6 separate regions of the Homo sapiens genome follow, and regions 1, 2, 3, 4 and 6 are each linked to region 5. Evidence: chromatin contacts called from ENCODE Hi-C or POLR2A ChIA-PET data. All regions are on one chromosome and are shown on one strand. The core of a region is the stretch at or near the end of the contact, and the rest is flanking DNA. Distances in the headings are between cores, read along the strand shown. Region 1 overlaps PEX14 (peroxisomal biogenesis factor 14). Region 2 holds the start of DFFA (DNA fragmentation factor subunit alpha). Region 3 has its middle 39 kb from the start of LINC01714. Region 4 holds the start of SRM (spermidine synthase). Region 5 holds the start of LINC02606 (long intergenic non-protein coding RNA 2606). Region 6 holds the start of RERE-AS1 (RERE antisense RNA 1).

Region 1 (3,127 bases), core at 474-2,973, 1.1 Mb before region 5:
AAAAAAGAAGGAAAAGAACAGGGAGCATTTCATTTAAAAACGATCCTATGCATCTGAATATATTGTTCTTTTTCATTATAACTAGCTACTTCTAAAATTAGTTCAGTTGGATTTAAGGATTTGACAAATGTGGAATATAACCACCGACGCCAGTGCAGGTTTCCAACCAACACCCCTGAAGTTAATGCTGGGATTCTGCTATGCTTCAAAGCAGGCGAACATCAGGGATCCACCCCACCTTCATTAAAATTCCACAATCTGTCTGCCATCCTTTGGATGAATCCACAGAAGTCTCTGTTTCCCTGGCCAGGTGTTTCAACACCCAGCAATGCTCATGTCATCAATCAGGTGACTTAGTCAAGTGCCACAGTGTTGGGTATCAGAAAAAAAGATCCAGAAAGTCCTGGTCTGAGAGCTCTAGTCCTTAAAAATTTAGACTTGGGCCAGGCACGGTGGCTCACGTCTGTAATCTCAGCACTTTGGGAGGCCGAGGAGGGCAGATCACGAGGTCAGGAGGTCGAGACCATCCTGGCTAACATGGTGAAACCCTGTCTCTACTAAAAATACCAAAATTAGCCGAGCGTGGGGGCAGGCGCCTGTAGTCCCAGTTATTCGGGAAGCTGAGGCAGGAGAATGGCGTAAACCCGGGAGGCGGAGCGTGCAGTGAGCCAAGATTATGCCACTGCACTCCAGCCTGGGTGACAGAGCAAGACTCCGTCTCAAAAAATATATATATTTAGACTCAACACCCCACCTAAGCCATAAGACTGAGCAGAAATTCTAGTATGTGACACCTCTGGAGAGAAACAGGTTAACACAATCAAGCCTCTCTTCTGGCAATACACGTGTTGATGAGGTCCTGCAGTCCACAGAAGACTTGGAAGTCAAAGAGGTCACAGGTCCCAGAGACCACAGAAGTCAGAGGTCCCACGGGCCACAGAGGTCAGAGATCTCACAGGCCACAGAAGTCAGAGGTCTCACAGTCCATGGAATTCAGAGGTCCCTGGGTCCACAGAAGTCACAGTCCCACGGTCTATGGAAGTCAGAGGCCCCACAATCCACAGAAGTCATAAATTCTAGAGTCCACAGAAGTCAGGAGTCCATAGTCCACAGATGTCAGGGGTCCCTCCATCTCTAGAAGTTATAGGTCCTACAGTTCATGGCAGACTTTCCTAGGAAAATTTAAACTCTGATGTGCATGGTCATTTCCATTTCTAAACCCTACACAAAAATCTGAGGGGAGACACGCTCAATCAGATAGCATTAAAGCTGGAAAGAACGCACCATGATGTTAGCAAAAACCACTTCAACTACTCATGCCATTAGAGTCATCAAAGGGGGGAGGCAGGAAGGAAGGGAGGGACAGAGAAAGAGACAGTAATGAAAGAGAAAATAAGTCTGAAAAGAAAGGAGAAAATAGAAATATAAAAGATTAGAAAAAACAGGAGATAACAAAATAAAAAAGACAAAAACCTCACTTTGGCATTTACAGTTTAAAGCTGTCAGGGCATTTTATGAAATGACAGTTGCAATAAAACAAATAGAATGGTGAGTCATCTGGGTTCCAACTTCTGAGTCAAAAGGGGCTGTTTCTAGACAAACCAGCAGCTCTGCTGCCTGCACATTTAACGATGCCTATCGGTGCACCACAGCTACGGAACAGGATGTGGAGAACGAGGAGGTGGGAGTGAGCATTGTCTTTACTGGTCCCAGTGTCATTGCAAATAAAGACTGTCAAGATTTAAACCATAATAATGGAAAGGCTATAAAGGTCTCAGTTATAATGTTTCCTCTGATGTTCCCTTTCATAAAATGGCCTCTTTATGTTGCTTGCGTAGCAGTCATCCACTGAACATCGGCATATGTGTGGCCCAGTGGGAATGTTGCACCCTAAGTTCCTAGCAGGACGCCAGGCAGCAACTGTGCAATCCAACTCCTTGGCTCATCATCTCCATCGCACATAAGTGAGCACACACACTCACTCATTCCACAAATATGTATGAGTGCCTATTTTCTGCCAGGAGCTGAGCAATACGGTATATGCCCAACCCATACAGGGCTTAGCAAAGTGCCTAGGTGCCAAACAGCCAGGAAACACACATGCAAAATATATACGGCCATACAACACAGGGACTCCTTTCCTACTTTGGCACCTAAAAGTCTTACATAAGTGCCTGGCAGCCTAGCAGGAAATGGGACTTTTCCTTCTCCATGCCAGAGCAAAGTAGATAAGCTGGAACACAAATCAGATAAATGCTCAAAAAGGGGGCTTAATATGGTGCCCACAAAGACTTGCCTTTACTTGGACACACCAGACAAAAATGCACAGAAACCTGCTGTTTCAACAGAATTATTTATCTGCAGCCTGCCATCTAACCATTCTAGGCACCAGGGAACCTCAAAGGAAAATACAAACAAAACCTCTGCAAATTAATACTTTGTAGACATGCCAAGGAGGCATGAACTAAGAAAGACACCAGCAGCACGTGTAGGGATGAAATGAGGCTGAAACCTGTAAACCAGGGAGCCGTGTGATGCAATTAGAGATGCCAAAGTCCAAAATTAGGAAAGGATCGATCTAGTCAAGCCCAACTTGGTGGCAGGTAGAGAATAACTCACATTTCTAGGTGGGCAGCCTGTGCCAACCACAAACCATCCCTGGGCTGCCTTCCCTGCTGATCTATAATTGGTGGGTCAGTGATGGAGCTACCAATTATCTTGAGGCCCCCTGTATTTAGTTCACAGACAAAGGGAAGCAGGAGAGACCAGTTAGTAATGAGTAAGTAATGGCCACGAAAATACATTGTATTATACAAAGCTGCTTCGGCAGGAAAAGCCATTTGGAAAATAAAGCGTAAAAGAATAAAATAAGCTGGAGAAACTCAATTTTCTCCTCCCTTCCTCCCAAAGCCACACTTAGGATAAAATGAGGTTTGTGCAGGTTAATCCTTAAGAGGTAAGAAAAAAATGATTAAATACATTTAAAAAATCAATTGTACATTAAACCAAATCCAGGAACTGCAAAAACAAACACGGCAGCGTTCCTCCAGCCGGCATTAGCTCTGCCAGTCTGGTCAGTAGGGGATACCCCCACCTGATGGAGCCCGCTGAGGTCACAGAAGACAAG
Region 2 (3,292 bases), core at 613-3,112, 1.0 Mb before region 5:
AGTGCCATGGGCACATTTAGGGACTTGCCAATGGATGAATGCGAAGAAACTTGGAAATTAATTTTTAGACATCAGTTCAGTTCCATTCATTGAGTGCCTACTATATGCTAGGGACTTTGGTAGGCCTTGAAATAAAAACATTCAAGACTCAATCCCTACTCCCACGCCCAGGCCAAACACACTTACAATTACAGTATTATGGGGATAGGACTCGGATAAGTGTGCAGGTCTATTGGGAGAACATAAAAGGGGGCATTTTGAAGAGAAGAGGCTTCTACAAAACGTCATTATTTTACACTGGTTGAATTGTTAGATTTTTTTAATTGTTAGATTTTAAATTAAATATTGGACGGGAGCAGTGGCTCACACCTGTAATCCCAACACTTTAGGAGGCCAAGGCAGGAGGATCCCTTGAGCCCAGGAGGTTGAGGCTGCAGTGAACTATGATTATGCCACTGCACTCCAGCCTGGGCGACAGAGCGAGACCTTGTCTAAAAATAAGATAAGAAAATAAAAAATGAAATTATATGAAAAAGGATACATACATTAGAGTTAACCGCCAGCTCCTATTATAGTTGTGTTTTGATCAATATAGACTGCTTAAAAGGGATGACTTAATGAATAATTCCTCCTACTAAACGCTGTTTTAAATGTCTAAACTTTTCTTGAGATAATATCCAATTTCCTCTCCCACGTTTTTTTTGTTTGTTTTTGCTTTTGTTTTTGTTTTTGCTTGAGACGAAGTCTTGCTCCTGACGCCCAGGCTGGAGTGCAATGGTGCGATCTGGGCCGACTGCAACCTCCGCCTCCCGGGTTCAAGCGATTCACCTGCCTCAGCCTCCCAAGAGCTGGGACTACAGGCGTGCGCCATCACGCCCGGCTAATTTTTGTATTTTTAGTAGAGATAGGGTTTCACCATGCTGGCCAGGCTGGTCTCAAACTACTGACCTCAGATCATCTGTCCGCCTCGGCCTCCTAAAGTGCTGAGATTACAGGGGTGAGCCACCGCCCCCGGGGCCCTTGCCCACGTTTTTATAAACAAAATATGAGGTGGGAGGATTGCTTGAGCCCAGGAGATCAAAACTGCAGTGAGCCATCATCGCGCCACTGCACTCCAGCCTGGGAGACAGAGCGAAACGCTGTCTCAAAAAAAGAAAAAAGAAACAAGGAAGGAAAGTGTCCCCCGAATGAATAAATATGAGCAGATAATTACTTCTAGTTTACATAAAATGCCCTCTTTTAAGAGAGGAACTTTTTGATCATTTTTATTACTATTCTTTTAATCTTAGATGTTTATTTTTCAGGAGGAAAAAAACAAACTTTTCCATAGTAGCAGTATTAAAACAAAGATGAATATGTTGTCAAGAGGCATCTGAACAATCTCCAACAGTGCCGAGTCGCATTTCCCCTTTCCTCTCCGATGCATTTGAGACTTTAATGCTTACTATATTTATTTAAGCGTTTTGTTCTGAGACCCCAAACTAATTTGCACAGTTGAAGCAGGAAATAGAATGGGTGGAAACATGCGGGTGTCTGTATTAGCATTATGCATCTCATATGCGAATAGGAATGCTCTAAAAATTCAATACAGTATACATGCGTGTGCATCGTCATGCAAAATAAGTCTCTATTGGCCTTATATTTGAACGCGCGAATGCAGCTCCTAAAAGTTAAAAACAACTCCTAGGCTGAATCGCGCGATAGAACGAAAGCGGCTTTAAACCCAGAGACTACAGTTTCCGGCATGCTTCGACGCCACACGTGATTAGCGGCAACTAGAACTACATTTCCCGGCGTGCCCTGGTCTCACGTGTGATTTGCTGCGGAACGAACTACATCTCCCGGCAGGCTGCGGAAGGGGGTCGAGTAGAAGGACCGCCGCTCCGGCCTCCCGCGACTTCTCGAAGGTGGGCAGGTCCCACCTTGTGGAGGATGGAGGTGACCGGGGACGCCGGGGTACCAGAATCTGGCGAGATCCGGACTCTAAAGCCGTGTCTGCTGCGCCGCAACTACAGCCGCGAACAGCACGGCGTGGCCGCCTCCTGCCTCGAAGACCTGAGGAGCAAGGGTTGGCTCGGGACCCCGGGCGAGGGTGTGGGGGAGCCAGGGCCGGGTGAGGACGTCCGGCGGGGGCGAGGCGGGGTCAGGAGAGGCGACTTGGGGATTCTTGTATCTCGGGTGGAGGCTTGGGACAGAAACGGTCCGAGTGGGCATAGCGATTTACAGATTTAAGGCGCTTGAGCGTAATTAATCTCGTGTGAGACTCCACGGTGGTGGGAAGACAGCCAGGAAGCAATGTGCAAATTAAGCCAGACTCGGCTTAGGTCTCTTGCCTGAAATCACTTCGATGTTGGACCAAACGGACCCCACTGGGTTCCTGCCACTCCGCCACACTCAGATGGTACAAGAACCCCCAGCTGAGCCCACGGCGGTGTGGGGAGGGGTTTCCACCGTCCGCTCTGGCAGGAACCTATGCAGGAAAGAGGGAGCTGCTACTGACCATTTCTGGAGGTCCAGACAAGGAACGTGAGTTGTAAGTGACGGAGCCGACGGAAGTTCCGAGCCCGGCCCCATACCTTTACCAGCTGCTTGGCCTTGCACTTAACCAGCTCTCAACCCTCAGTTTTCTCATCAGCAAATTGGGTATAATATTTATAGCCCTGCTTCAAAGGGTTGTTGGTTCTCTCAAATAAGATGATATATTTAAGTGACTTACAAGTCTTATTAGCCAGTAGCAACAAATCGCTTACCCAAAGAAGTTTTACAGGTTACATGTGTGAGCCAGCCCCAGGCATGTAGTCACAGTGTGTGTCAGAGGGCACAGTTGCTTCCTCTCAGTCACCAACAGAAATCATATGGAAATTTTCAGAGACCCATGAACAGCCAAAGCATTATAAATGCTTTGGTAACATGGATTTTGCATATAAGCATTTATGTATTTTTTTTCCTGACATTAGATTACTTTACTTCTAATTCCCCTTCAGTGCCGTGGCTGGATGTGCGTGGCACAGAGGCTGGTGTTCTCTGCAGTCCAGCGCATACATGCCTTGCTGTTCTATTGGGTGGTAGACAACACCGCTGAAGGATATTTGTAGTCTCTTGGCTATTTCTGATCACTCCAGTCCCGTTAGTATTTGAAGCATTGCTATCACTAAATGGAATAGTACAGACCTGTCCTGGAGAAAGCCTCTCCGCCAATGATAATGATATGAAAAGCTACTGATAGAAGCTTCCACTTCTTTTATACTTTCCCATAGGTTAGAAAAGAAGCTGCTAAGGAAGATACTGTAAA
Region 3 (3,146 bases), core at 169-2,668, 1.3 Mb after region 5:
GAGTTTGAGACCAGCCTGGGCCGGGTGTGGTGGTTCACACCTGTAATCCCAGCACTTTGGGAGGCCGTGGTGGATGGATCATGAGGTCAGGAGATCGAGACCATCCTGGCTAACACAGTGAAACTCCGTCTCTACTAAATATACAAAAAAAATTAGCAGGGCATGGTGGCAGTTGCCTGTAGTCCCAGCTACTCGGGAGGCTGAGGCAGGAGAATGGCGTGAACCTGGGAGGCGGAGCTTGCAGTGAGCCAAGATCACACCACTGCACTCCAGCCTGGGCAACAGAGCAAGACTCTGTCTCAAAAAAAAAAAAAGAGTTTGAGACCAGCCTGGCCAACATGGTGAAACCCTGTCTCTACTAAAAATACAAAAATTAGCTGGGCGTGGTGTTGGTCACCTGTAATCCCAGCTACTCGGGAGGCTGAGGCAGGAGAATCACGTGAACCTGGGAGGCAGAGGTTGCAGTGAACCATTGCACTCCAGCCTGGGCTACAGAGCAAGACTCCAACTCAAAAAAACAGCTCAATTCTGGACAGCCCCATGCCCATGCCCACCTGCACGACAGAGCACTCTCAATGGCCAGGCACTATCCTGGGGCCTTCACCTGCCCTTGCCATGTTGTCACAATTCTACAGGTGAGCATGTGGAGGCTGACTTCAGCACAGTGTCTGTCACTGGTAGACTGTGGGGCAGGGATTTGGGATTAAGCTTCTTGAGTCCCAACCGGATGCCCCTTGACCATCACTTTATGCTGCCATTACCGGGGAGGTTCAAGCGAGGACAGTGCTGAGTGTCCGAGAGTGTCCAAGCTCCTGACCCGCTCCTGCAGTGGGAAGCCCTGGTTGGGCCCCAGTGTCTCCTGACAGCTACCCTCTGGGCCTCCTGGCCTGCCTGGATCCCGCTTCTTAGAACAAAGGTGAGACTGGCCACCTGCTTGTTTGTACTCGGGACAAACTGTGTACACGGCCTGGTCCATAAAACCCCCTGAGCTCCCTGCTGTTTACCTGTCCTGTCTCCCCAGGAGGCTAATGGGAGGCGAGCTGGTCTCTGTCCTGGAGCTGCCCCTGCCCTGGCCATGCCCTGGCCGCATTTCTGGATCAATGGCCACTGACCAGAGGCCTGACTGTGCCACTGACCTACACGTTGGTGCCACTTCCCTGAGGGGCTCATATGTGGACGTTTCATGGAAGGGATAGCCCCTCCACTTTTTTGATGAAGTTGAATTTAAACAGGATGAAACTTTGGCCCTTGTCACTTTTTTTTTTTTTTTTAATGTTTTTAATTAAATTGCCTGGGTCACTGACACCCTGGAGAGACTAGGAAATGCAGCGTTGCAGTTTGTTAATGATACACCATCTGTTTGTTCGCACTGTGTGGTCACGTGATCTTTGCTCTGCAGAACATCCTGTCTCACTGGCCTAAACCAGTTTACGGCTGAAATGCTTAGGATGAATGCCAGAAAATCTCTCTCTTTTTCTTTGTCTCTCTCTCTCTTCCCTCTCCTTTTTCCCTCCCTCTCCCTTTCTTTCCCTTACCCATTTTAAGATCGGCTATTAACCCCAAACTTGTTGGCAGAATTTGTATTAACTATTTATGACACTTCATCACCCGGTTCCATTGCAGTATTGTAGCCTGACTTCTGAGCCAGTAAGGTGGCCATAGCTCAGACAAATGGGGGAAATTTCAGGGTCGGGGTGGGGAAAGCCCATGACAGCTGGCCTTTGAGGGCAGCATCACCCAGCCACAGCTCAAGGGGAAGCGTGGACCCCCCAGGGCAGTGGAGGGTGAAACCAGGGAGCCCCTTCTGACCCATCACCAATGGTCTCATTGTGACTCATTTTCTTTACCCCTACAATTCATGATCATTGACTCATCTCACATGATAATTAGATTAAATCCATGAAGAGTGCTGCATCCTAGGTATTTTGTTGTTGCTGTTGTTGCGGCCCAGGCTGGAGTGCAGTGGCGCGATCTTGGCTAGCTGCAAACTTCACCTCCCAGGTTCAAGTGATGCTCCTGCCCTAGCCTCCTGAGTAGCTAGTATTACAGACACCTGCTACCATGTCCAGCTAATTTTTGTATTTTTAGTAGAGGTGGGGTTTTACCATGTTGGCCAGGCTGGTGTCAAACTCTTGACCTCAAGTGATCCCCCTGCCTCGGCCTCCCAAAGTGCTGGGATTACAGGCATGAGCCACCATGCCCGGCCCATCCTAGGTTTTTCTTGTTTTTTATTTTTTTGAGACGGAGTTTTACTCTTATTGGCCGGGCTGGAGTGCAGTGGTGTGATCTTGGCTCACTGCAACCTCTGCCTCCCAGGTTCAAGTGATTCTCCCCACTCAGCCTCCCAAATAGCTGGGATTACAGGCATGTGCCACCACACCCGGCTCATTTTTGTTTTTGTTTTTGTTTGAGATGGAGTCTCACTCTGTTGCCCAGGGTGGAGTACAGTGGGGCCATCTCGGCTCACTGCAACCTCCGCCTCCCAGATTGAAGCAATTCTCCTGCCTCAGCCTCCCAAGTAGCTGGGATTACAGGCGTGCACCACCATATCCAGCTAATTTTTAGTAGAGACGGGGTTTCACCATGTTGGTCAGGCTGGTCTCAAACTCCTGAGCTCTTGATCCGCCCGCCTTGGCCTCCCAAAGTGCTGGGATTACAGGCGTGAGCCACTGTGCCCGGTATAATTTTTGTATTTTTAGTAGAGACAGGGTTTCTCCACGTTGGTCAGGCTGGTCTTGAGCTCCTGACCTCGTGATCTGCCTGCCTCGGCCTCCCAAAATGCTGGGATTACAGGCATGAGCCACTGCGCCCAGCCCATCCTAGGTATTTTTAAGAGCTGTAAGTTTTATTCGTTTTCAAGAAAACTGGGCCTCAAAAGGAAAAATAACAGAGGCCCAGATGCTGACCCTCTGGTGGAAAATGCCATGGCTCGTTGAACCCCTTTCTCACAATGGAAACTGGAATCCATGTGGCAGAAGATGGATGGCTGCGAAAGATGATTTAGACAATGTTCAGGAGTCCAGCAGCTCCAAGGTATTGCAGTGCCCACAGACACTCACGGTGTAGCTTGACTCTGCTACACCTCAGTCATGTCCTCAGTCATTCCTTCATGAATAAGGTGACCAGTCACCACAGGAAGGGCATGT
Region 4 (3,385 bases), core at 363-2,862, 1.6 Mb before region 5:
TGTTGCCTAGCAATGTTTTTTATTTTTTAGAGACAGTCTTGCTATGTTGCCCAGGCTGGTCTCGAACTCCTGGGCTCAAGCGGTCCTCCTGCCTCGGCCTCCCAAAATTCTAGTATTATCAGCCTGAGCCCCTGTGCCCAGCTGCCTAGCAATTTTTTTTTTTTTTTTTTGAGACGGAGTTTCACTATCGTTGCCCAGGCTAGAGTGCAGTGGCGCAATCTCAGCTCACTGCAACCTCCAACTCCCGGGTTCAAGCGATTCTCCTGCCTCAGCCTCCCGAGTAGCTGGGACTGCAGGCGCGCACTACCATGCCCAGCTAATTTTTGTATTTTTAGTACAGACGGGGTTTCACCATGTTGGCCAGGATCGTCTTGATCTCTTGACCTCGTGATCCGCCCGCCTCCGCCTCCGCCTCCCACAGTGCTGGGATTACCGGGGTGAACCATCACGCCCAGGCACCTAGCAATTCTTTAGCGGTCTTGGTTTACCTCCCCTTTAGAAGGAGCTTAAAAGCAAGCAAGGCACATTGTTGCCTAGGCTTGAGGCTTGCTCTCACCCATAAACAACGCTGTTACTCTGCTCTGGGGACGACACAGGAAACGTTCCCCACCTCCAGGTGGAGGCTGCAAAACGTGTCAAAACCATCCCTGACATAATGTCAAGAGTAGCTTATACTAGTTTCATCTTCCTTCCTTGGCATTCGAACTGCGTGTGGAACAATTAGCATTTAATATTTGGTAATTAGCATGCTTAATGTGATTCTGAGAAGTTCTTTGACATTCTCATAAAAACAGCACATTCCCACCCACCCTTCAAAGAGCAAGACCCAGTTTGTCAAGAAAAATTGCGTGCCAGTCTTTTCTGGTGCTGAATATGTATGTTCTGGGCCTCTTCCTGGACACTGCTGGTAAATTTAGAAACTCGTTTAGAAAAGCACTTCTCTCGTATTCAACAGCCTATAGGCTCATGGCGCAGAATCTAAGGGAAAATGGCTAAATCCAGCTTGTGAATTCGCGGGCTGTGATGATTCTTTCCAAGTAAATAAAAACCCTCGGTTCGCCCCGACGAGCCACATAATCTGTTCAAATCCAACAAGGAACCAGATTTTGGACGCAAAGAAGGATACGTTCTACTCGCCCCGTGCAACAACGTAAACCACTGTAGCCACCCGCTCCCGTGTCTCCAGCCCAAAGGCTGACTCTCCAGTCCGCACGTCGCAGCGCTCTTGCCCTCCACACCAAGCCCGAGTCCCGCAGCCCCTCGAGGCCCTCGGTGCCTCCCAACCCCGAGAAGGAAGCGGGGGCCGGTGGTGCACCGCCCCGGCTGCTTGGGGCGGAGGAAGGACCCGGACCCCTTCCGCCGGCCCAGCCCGCCCCGGAACCCGACCCGGCCGCCCGGCCCCGGCCGGGCCCCACGTGGCCCCTGGAGCGGGCCGCACTACCCTGCTGCCGCCGACGGACGGCGCGCCACAGCCACTCTGCGCCGCTCTGCGAGCCGGTGGCCAATGAGCGCCAGGCGAGGCCGCTTTGCCATTGGCGAGCGCGGGCTCCGCCCCCGCCGGCAGGCCCCGCCCCGCGCCCGGGTTAGGTTGCGGCGCGGGCGGCGGGCGGAGCTGGTCCCGTTGTGCTGCGGCGCCGCGCGGCCTGCAGTCCCGGGCCCGCGCCCCGCGCCGCCCGCCCGCCCGCCATGGAGCCCGGCCCCGACGGCCCCGCCGCCTCCGGCCCCGCCGCCATCCGCGAGGGCTGGTTCCGCGAGACCTGCAGCCTGTGGCCCGGCCAGGCCCTGTCACTGCAGGTGGAGCAGCTGCTCCACCACCGGCGCTCGCGCTACCAGGACATCCTCGTCTTCCGCAGGTACCGCCGCTGCCCGCAGGCGCCTGCCCCCTAGGCTCAGCCCGGGCCGCCTGCTGCCCGCCTCACGGGCCTCTCCACGCCGGGACCCAAGCGGGCTGGACCTCGTCCTGCCCTGGCCCCCTCGCCACCCCTCACACCGCCTCCCTGGGCTGGGGCTGGGACTGCGGGCTGGCCTCTTGGGTGGGGGAGTCGGAGTCTGCGCCCCGCTCCACGTGTCAGCCCTCAGGACACGTCAGAGCCCGAGGAGACCCCGGGTCCCACCCCGGCCTCCACCCGGCGGCCCGCCTGCCGTTCCTCGCCACGTGTCACCATCGCTCCTCATCCCTGGGACCCCTAGGCGGGATGGGGAGACCCTCCTCACCCAGGGCGGCTTGGGGTACGTTTTCCCCACCCCAGAGAACCCAGGTCCCCGACTGTCACTCCGCCCGCAGTAAGACCTATGGCAACGTGCTGGTGTTGGACGGTGTCATCCAGTGCACGGAGAGAGACGAGTTCTCCTACCAGGAGATGATCGCCAACCTGCCTCTCTGCAGCCACCCCAACCCGCGAAAGGTACCCCAGTGTCCCCTGGAACAGTGCCGGACGAGGGGCGGCCCCAGGTGTGCTCCGGGCTCTTCCCAGATGCTGCCTGCATGGTTGTCAGAGAAAGTGCTAGCGAGGCCAGGGGCGTCCCGCGGAGGGGTGGGGGCCGACACTGACGCGGCCTCGGAATCCTAGGGCAGCCCTGGAAGGAACTTCCAGGAAAGGGGACACCGGCACGAAAGCGTTTCCGAGGGTAGAAAAAGATGAGGCCCGTGGGTCCGAGGGGTCAGGGGGTCTGCTTCAGGGGCCTGGGGGCTCCCAGTCCTGCCAGGGCCCCTGCCTTGACTGCCCCCTCCTCCCAGGTGCTGATCATCGGGGGCGGAGATGGAGGTGTCCTGCGGGAGGTGGTGAAGCACCCCTCCGTGGAGTCCGTGGTCCAGTGTGAGATCGACGAGGTGAGTGCCGGCGTAGAGCCAGGTTTGAGTCCTGGTTCTCCCAGCGGCCAGCTGTGCCCTGAAATGGCTGCACACCCCCGAGCAAGGCAGGTAGGGCCTGTTTCTCCATCTGGAAAACACCTGGTCGGGGAGGGTTCAGTAGGAAAACCAGATGGCAGAGGGCCTGGCAGGTGGTGAGGGCACCTGCGTGGCGAGCTCTTACTAAAACTGAGCTGATTTTTTTTTTTTTTTTTTTTTTGAGACAGAGTTTCGCTCTTGTTGCCCAGGCTGGAGTGTGATGGTGCGATCTCGGCTCACTGCAACCTCCACCTCCTGGGCTCAAGTAGTTCTTCTGCCTCAGCCTCCGGAGTAGCTGGGATTACAGACATGCGCTACCATGCCCGGCTAATTTTGTATTTTTAGTAGAGACAGGGTTTCTCCATGTTGGTCAGGCTGGTCTCGGACCTGGCGACCACAGGTGATCCGCCAGCCTCGTCCTCCCAAAGTACTGGGATTACAGGCGTGAGCCACCACGCCCAGCCGACTAAGCTGATTTTTAATCTGAGCCCCAGGCAG
Region 5 (3,392 bases), core at 657-3,156:
TCCCAGCTACTTGGGAGGCTGAGGCAGGAGAATCTCTTGAACCCGGGAGGCGGAGGTTGCAGTGAGCCCACATGGGGCCACTGCATTCCAGCCTAGGCCACAGAGTGAGACTCCATCTCAAAAAAAAAAAAAAAAAAAAGCCACAAAGCAGCTAAGTGGTAAAGGGAGTCTGGAACCCAAGCCTCTAAAGCTCTAGCTCCTAACCATGCCTTAACCCTTGGATTCTGCAATGCACCCATTCTCTCCACAGACCTGTACTGAGCACCTATCATGTGCCACGCACTCTGTCTCAGAATTGGGGATGGAGCAATGATGAAACAAATTCCTGTCTTCATGCGGAGAGGGACATCAAATAAGATAAAGAACTAAATTAAACGGTTTATTAGAAGGTGATACATTAAATGCAATGGAGCAAAAGGAAGGGAATGGGAATGCGGGCTTGGGGGAGTCTGATTTGCAATTTAAAACCAGGAGGTTGGTGAAAGCCTTTCTCAGTGAGGAACATTTGAGCCAAGTCTTGGAGGAGGTAAGGGAGAGAGCCCTGGGGATAACTGAGGACAAGTTCCAGGCAGAGGTAAAGGCAAGTTCAGGATCCCAGAGGCAGAAGCAAGCCTGGCAGAATGGCCACTGTGGCTGGTGTTAAGTGAGAACGGAGACAAGAAAGGAAAGGTCTAGAACAGAGGCCTGGCCGTGTGGAACACTTCTAGCCATGGTAAAGGTTTGGCTTTTACTCTGAGACAGGAGGCCTGGTAGTTTTTGCACAGAGGAGGCACATGATATGACTTTTAACAGAATTACTGAGGTTGTTATGTAAACACAGACTGACGGGGTGGGAGCAGAGGAAGGACCAGCTAGGCAATTACAATAATCCAGGTGAGAGATGGGGGCTTGGTCTAAGATGCTGTTAGTGGATACCGGATTCTGGGGAAAAAAGAAAAGCCAATAGGATCTGCTGACAGATTTGACACGGGATGAAGAACTCTAAGTTTACAGCCTGAGAAGCCAGAAGGATTTTTCTTGAGGATGAATTCCAGGCTGGAGCTATAAGGAGGGGAGTCATCAGCACATAGTCTTTAAAGCCATGAAACCCGATGAAATCATCAAGAGATTAAGCGAAAAGAAAGAGAAGTCCAAGGAGCCAGTGCTGGGGGTACTGATACATTTAGAGGTCAGGAAAAAGAGGAGAGGCTAGCAAAAGAAACAGAGAAGGTGGGGCAGGGATGGAGGAGAAAAACAAGCGTGTGCACTGCCAAAAGCCAAGTGAAGAAAGTTTTGCGGAGGAGAGGGTGATAAACTGTATCAAAAATTGCTGATAGAGCAGGTAAGAGGAGGACTTGGGAGAGACTGAGTTTGGCTGGAGGGAGTTCAACAGAGTGGGAGGAGAGAGCTGGACAAAGAATATATACACTCTTCCAAGGAGTTACGGTATTCAGAAAGCGAAGGGATGGGGTGGGAGCTGGAGCCACCACAGGGTTCTCAGGAAGGGGGAAATTACATGTTTATATGCTGATGGGAACGATCCCTTCGAGAAGAAGTTAAGGCTCAAAAAGGTCAGGTTATCCCGGCACCAGTCTGGTCCAAACTCTTCTTCCCACCCCTAAACTACTGAAGTGATACATTTAAGTCTTCCCAGCCCTCCTGCCTTACACGAAATCCGATTAGGGCAGTTTGCATTTTTACTTTAATGGGGACATGTGATATTTAGCACCTTCGGTCAAGACGCCCCTCAAATAGGTTTTCGGGCTCTGCGTCCCAGCACGGCCTCCCGCGCGCTTTCGAAACGTCACCCTTGTCAGCTGTCCAGTTTTCCTCCAATCCCGCCTCGGGGGCGGGGCTGGCGCACCGTCTCTACAGCAACGCCTTAGCCAGAGGGTGCTCAGGTTTTCGGGACCGCGCGTGGCGCTCTCAGATGACGTCACACACCCGCGGCGCTTGCGTGACGTAAGCCCTGCTCAGTAAGAAGGCTCCGCAGGTCGGCAGGTAGGAAGAGCACTACCTCGCACACTGCGCATGCGCCACCTCGGGTGGCCTCAAGGTTGCTGTCGGGAGTTGGGTTTGAGGTCGGCTCCCTCTGGCTGCTGTCTCTTTAACCTGAACTAGAGAAGTCCTCCGCGATGCTGCAGTTTCCCGCTGGCTTTCTCGGAGCCACCTTGCGGGCAGATATCCGAGAATCAGAGTTCATTCTCTTCATCTTGCCCATCTCTTACCTCTGCTGGCGAGTTCTTCGTTGCATCCCAGTCTGAAAGTGCTAGTCGAACTCCCAATTTGCTGTTGCCCGCAAGCTTCCTCTAGCAGGTCATCTCCCTTCGAAACAGATGCTTTCAAATCTTGTGTCCTGGAAAGATTAGTAACCGTGCTCTTTAGCACTGGTGTTTGTAAGGGTAACCAGGCTACAACTGAGGACCTGAGAATTTCGGCTTTGAATCAAGTACTTGAGCTTTTACGTGCTAGGACCCGTGACTTTTGTTCACTGCTCGTGACTCTTTCTGTCTTCTTTCACATTTTTAGCCAGGATCCAGTTGGCCTTACTAAGTAAATGACCTCCAGAAAAATGAAGTATCGGCCAGGCGTGGTGGCTCACACCTGTTACCCCAGCACTGTGGGAGGCCGAGTTGGGCGGATCACTTGAGGCCAGCCTGGCCAACATGGTGAAACCCCGTCTCTACTAAAAATACAAAAATTAGCCAGGCGTGGTGGTGCACGCCTGTAATCCCAGCTGCTCCGGAGGCTGAGGCAGGAGAATCGCTTGAACCCGGGAGGTGGAGGTTGCAGTGAGTCGAGCTGGCACCACTGGACTTCAGCCTGACCGACGGTGAGACTCCGGCTCAAAAGAAACAAAAACAAACAAACAAACAAAGAAAAATAAAGTATCACTGTTCTAAAACTTAGAATTCCTTTACGTATTCATTGGCTGACATTGATTAAGCACCTATGCTTTTTTTTTTTTTTTTTTTTTTTGAGACAGAGTCTTGCTCTGTCAACCAGGCTGGAGTGCAATGGCGAGATCTCGGCTCACTGCAACCTCTGCCTCCCGGGTTCAAGCAATTCTCCTGCCTCAGCCTCCCGAGTAGCTGGGACTACAAGCACCCATTCTTTCCTGGATACTGTGCTGAACCTGGGGGCTACAGTGAGGATGACATCTGTCTCTGACATCATGGCACATTTAGGTGGTTAATTCAAGAAACATTGAAGTCCCACCTGTTTGCTAGGTACAGTTTAGATTATAAATGCTCATTGAAAGAATGAAGTGTGAACTAAGATCTAGCATGAGGCTGGGATTCGGTTTGAATTGAACCTTGGCCCTGCTCCTTAGGCGCTGTATGAGCTGGGGTGACTTCTGAACCCTCCTGCACATCTATTTCATGATTCATAGAAATGGGCATAATAATGCC
Region 6 (3,295 bases), core at 297-2,796, 1.0 Mb after region 5:
GAGCCACCGCGCCCGGCTGAAAGACACTTCTTAGGAAGAATACTGAGGACTTTATGATTTGACATTGGACCCGAGAAGAGGAAAGTACAGACTCATAGAAAATGGTAACAGAAAATAGTTACCACTGTAGACGCCTGCCTGCATTTTACAGAGTGTGGCTCTGAGGATTTGAGGGGGCTTAAGTTTGAATTCTGGCTTTGTCTCTGAGGAGTTGATCTAGTTACCTATCTGTGCCTCAGCTTCCTTGTCTGTAAAATGGGGATAATAATTGTACTTCTTCTTAGGTTGTAAAGATTTCGAATTAATATATATGAGGCTCCTGGCATATAGTAGGTACTTAGTAACTATTGGTTGAATGGATGATGTTCAAAGGATTGCATCACAATAAATGGAAGAAACAGGATCTGAATTTGTTTGTCCAACTCTGCCACCTTACCCTGATGTTCCAGAGTCAGCCTTTCTCACATGCTGCCTTTATTGTGTAGGCCTCTTTTACTGGACCTGTTAGATGTCACTTGGTATCAAGCCCACGTTCCGATTGCATGGTCCTGGCGTTCCACAGCCTGGCTCACTCCAGATTGCCCGCCCCAAGTCTGTGTAGACTGTCCCCTGTAACCCACCTCCCATTCTCCACCTCTGACCTTCACGGAGGGCCCGGTCACCAAGCCACCTCCCACCCCTGCAATAGTTGCCCACCCCTTGTGATCTCGCTGATGTCACTGCCTTGGCGAAGGCATTCTGAACTACTACAGACCACTGCAGTCTAGCCTTCTTGGGTCCCTTGCTGCACTGATGAGCTGCACCTCACTTCTTTATGCTTGGCCAGATGACATCTCAGAATGTTCTGTAATGACTTCACACATACTTATCTTACGTGCAAAAATGAATCACAGTTCAGTAAAGGTCCATGGCAACCTTTATTATCTTCCTAGACCCCTCTCAGCTAGGTGCTCAGTAAATACCTGAATACTTGAAGAATGGATTAAGCGGCAGGAATTCTGATTACTGAGGTGGAGTGTGCCAGTAGTTGAGGTCCTCATCTCATACCTGAACTGTGTCAGCAGCCTCTTTAACTGGTCTGTCCCTAATCTACACTTAGGCCACACTGCCACTGGCACAGTCCTCATCCAGTCTTTTCATGGAAAGCTCCAGCTTCAGCCTTTCTGCCAGCCTACAATTAGGAACTCTTCCGTGCGGCCTGAAGGGCTCTCTGCAACCGGATCCTTGCCTGCCTCTTTCGTCTTATCTGCTGGCACTCCATTCTGCACACCCTGTCCTCCTTGCAGTTCCCAGAATGTTCCCTGTGCCTTTTCCTGGCTGACTTCTGCTGGAAGCCCTGCTGGAGCCCACCTGGCAGGCTCACACTCTTCCTTGTCACTTCCTCTAAGACATCAGCAAGCAGAGTAAGTTGCTTCCTCTTCCTAGCTTCACCCACCACCCTTTGTTCCTCTGCTGCTTTTCTTGCAGGCCCTAGGACTGGTTTGTTTACCTGTCTGCCTTCCTGGGCAGACTGCAGCTCCTTGAGGGCAGGGCCATCTTTCCGTGCCGTCTCTCCCGGTGATATGCTGTGTGCACACAGCGTAGGATGCCTGTTGATCATATAAACGATACTTTTGTCAAGTAACAAAGGTCACTCCTCACACTAGAGGAGAGCTTGCTGCTTTCTTGTGCCTTGAGAGATTTTCCCTTCGAACTGTATGAATTATATTGAAAATTGACAATGATGAGTCATATCTCAGCAAGGGTGAAATTCAAAAACGCAAAGCCTCCACTACTGGAGTAGGAGGTTGCAGACTGGTCTTAAAAGGCTAAGTCTGGCCCTTCACTGAATCCGCCTGGCGGGTCTCAAACACAGGGAGTGGGAGGGACCCTCTGCCCGGTGGGCAGGTGATTTATTGGCTGGGAAGCTTCCGCGGTGATTTAGTTGTGAAGCGGCGGCCGGGGAAGTGCAGGCTAATGCCTGGGCCGCCAGGGAGAGGCCGCCCACAATCGCGGGCCGGAAGGGACCGCGGGGGGCGTCGGGGCCAGCCCCCCGTTTCGCAGCTGAGGCGGGGTTGGGGCGGAGGGCGTGCGGCCGGGGCGCAGCCGACTTCGTCCATCCGGAACGTGGGCTGGAGACCCAGCAGCCTGGGAAGGGCCCCAGCCCTGTGGGCGCCCTCTCCCCACGCTTGCTGCGGTAGGGAGGAAGTTTCTGTGCTTTACCGCCTTGATGTTCTCCTGTCCGGAAGGAGGACACAGATTCCAGCGCCGGGTGCCCTGGAGGCTCCGGCCTCGGGGTGGGGGTCGGGCCGGGGGCGGGGCCGGGGCCGGGGCGCGGGGCCCCGGCTGGCGGACAGGAGGGCGGCGGCAATCCAGGCCGCCTTTTGCAGCCGCCCGCGGCCGCGCCGGGCTCTGCGCGCCGCGCTCCTGCCTCCTCCCCCGTCAGCGGCGGCCCCAGCCCCGCGCCCCCCGGGCCCCGCGCCGCGCGGCCCCGCCGCGGTCACACGCCGAGCCACCCGCGGCCGCCTCCGCCCTGCGCTTTGTGGAGCCGGAGCCCAGTGACAGGCGACGGCCTCTTGCCGCCCCGGACCCCGGGCGCTTACCTGTGGCTGCTGGGGTCGGCCGCCCGGGACCAGGCTGGGAGCCCCGAGGTGGGGGCTCGGAGCCAGGAGCTGCCCCCACCGGGGCGGGGAGGGGTGCTCGGGAGGCATGGGACAAAGTGAAAGTCTCCGGGCTGGGGTTAGGGACGAGTCTGCTGCGAAAATGGATGGGGGCGGCGAGTGGCGTCGGGAGGGCGGAAGGGGTGCTGGTTATTCTCTGGTGTCTCGGAGTGGCTTTTAATGACGGACGGTGGGGCAGGCCCGCTGGCTTTCGTGTTCCCGGTGGGCTTCTGTGATACTGGTGCCTTCCGGTGCCTCCTGGCAAATTCTTTGGATTAAGGAAAGCGGCCTTTTAACCCCCTAGGGTTCCCTTCTGGAGAAGAGTCACCGGGTTTGGTTCTGTTTCCCCTTTCTGCTCGACACTTCTGGGAAGCTTGGTTCTCAGGTGGGAAAGCAGTTGTGTTTTATTAAAACATGGAGCATATTTATACCTTCGTGCACCAGAATGTGTGCCTGGTGGAAGAGGGGGACAGATTGCTTCTTAGCCTCAGACGCAGGACGTCCTTCTCTTAAACGCGCTGCCCTGCGTGGTGGGTGGGATTGGGGTTCTGATGAAGGTAGCTGGGGCCTGCCCTGGCCAGTGGGTCCCAGCTGAGCTGCTGACATACTCTCCGAGCCTCGGCAGTATTCCCTAGCCGAGACTTTTTTTGTGGTTG

What was found. Hi-C counts contacts between places; a loop is a spot of excess contacts on that map. ChIA-PET counts read pairs that join two places held with the same protein, here RNA polymerase II (POLR2A). Pooled maps may share reads with other maps.
Region 1: a loop to region 5 is called in a pooled map, with 5 times the contacts of the local background. The contact joins the enhancer-like site here to the promoter of LINC02606 in region 5. A Hi-C loop is called at or near these places in 5 of 50 pooled maps. POLR2A ChIA-PET finds 5 or more read pairs at or near these places in 2 of 52 experiments (B cell and activated T-cell).
Region 2: a loop to region 5 is called in a map of CD4-positive, alpha-beta T cell, with 24 times the contacts of the local background. The contact joins the promoter of DFFA here to the promoter of LINC02606 in region 5. A Hi-C loop is called at or near these places in 3 of 168 maps with a recorded cell type or tissue (B cell, CD4-positive, alpha-beta T cell and naive thymus-derived CD4-positive, alpha-beta T cell), 3 of 37 single-sample maps with no recorded cell type and 10 of 50 pooled maps. POLR2A ChIA-PET finds 5 or more read pairs at or near these places in 1 of 52 experiments (H1).
Region 3: a pooled map shows a loop between it and region 5 (5-fold over the local background). The contact joins the enhancer-like site here to the promoter of LINC02606 in region 5. A Hi-C loop is called at or near these places in 2 of 37 single-sample maps with no recorded cell type and 4 of 50 pooled maps.
Region 4: a pooled map shows a loop between it and region 5 (7-fold over the local background). The contact joins the promoter of SRM here to the promoter of LINC02606 in region 5. A Hi-C loop is called at or near these places in 5 of 50 pooled maps. POLR2A ChIA-PET finds 5 or more read pairs at or near these places in 2 of 52 experiments (T-cell and naive thymus-derived CD8-positive, alpha-beta T cell).
Region 6: a loop to region 5 is called in a pooled map, with 18 times the contacts of the local background. The contact joins the promoter of RERE-AS1 here to the promoter of LINC02606 in region 5. A Hi-C loop is called at or near these places in 9 of 37 single-sample maps with no recorded cell type and 8 of 50 pooled maps. POLR2A ChIA-PET finds 5 or more read pairs at or near these places in 2 of 52 experiments (activated T-cell and naive thymus-derived CD8-positive, alpha-beta T cell).

Annotation. Positions count from the first base shown.
Region 1 is chr1:10,509,572-10,512,698 of GRCh38, reverse strand. The region is part of intron 2 of PEX14 (peroxisomal biogenesis factor 14); the gene reads right to left. Among named protein-coding and RNA genes, the nearest start is that of PEX14, 36 kb to the right of the region's middle. Within about 2 kb of position 1,723, at least 19 of the 41 ENCODE cell types and tissues checked have a DNase peak (open chromatin) inside an H3K27ac peak, as active enhancers do; they include B cell, where a contact is called at or near this core.
Region 2 is chr1:10,471,099-10,474,390 of GRCh38, reverse strand. DFFA (DNA fragmentation factor subunit alpha) reads left to right here and starts at 1,862. Exons shown (of 6, transcript NM_004401.3): 1 at 1,862-2,068. The coding sequence starts at 1,933. RefSeq lists enhancers at 1-332, 2,294-2,393.
Region 3 is chr1:8,168,168-8,171,313 of GRCh38, reverse strand. No RefSeq gene overlaps it. Among named protein-coding and RNA genes, the nearest start is that of LINC01714, 39 kb to the left of the region's middle. Within about 2 kb of position 1,418, at least 26 of the 41 ENCODE cell types and tissues checked have a DNase peak (open chromatin) inside an H3K27ac peak, as active enhancers do.
Region 4 is chr1:11,058,245-11,061,629 of GRCh38, reverse strand. SRM (spermidine synthase) reads left to right here and starts at 1,612. Exons shown (of 8, transcript NM_003132.3): 1 at 1,612-1,853; 2 at 2,285-2,405; 3 at 2,738-2,830. The coding sequence starts at 1,687. RefSeq lists silencers at 1,163-1,692, 1,903-2,092.
Region 5 is chr1:9,427,510-9,430,901 of GRCh38, reverse strand. LINC02606 (long intergenic non-protein coding RNA 2606) reads left to right here and starts at 1,906. Exons shown (of 2, transcript NR_104622.2): 1 at 1,906-1,980. RefSeq lists enhancers at 1,661-1,750, 1,811-2,040, 2,539-3,173.
Region 6 is chr1:8,422,896-8,426,190 of GRCh38, reverse strand. RERE-AS1 (RERE antisense RNA 1) reads right to left here and starts at 1,546. Exons shown (of 4, transcript NR_125999.1): 1 at 1,490-1,546. All of the region lies in intron 11 of RERE (arginine-glutamic acid dipeptide repeats), which reads left to right. RefSeq lists silencers at 1,957-2,096, 2,407-2,746.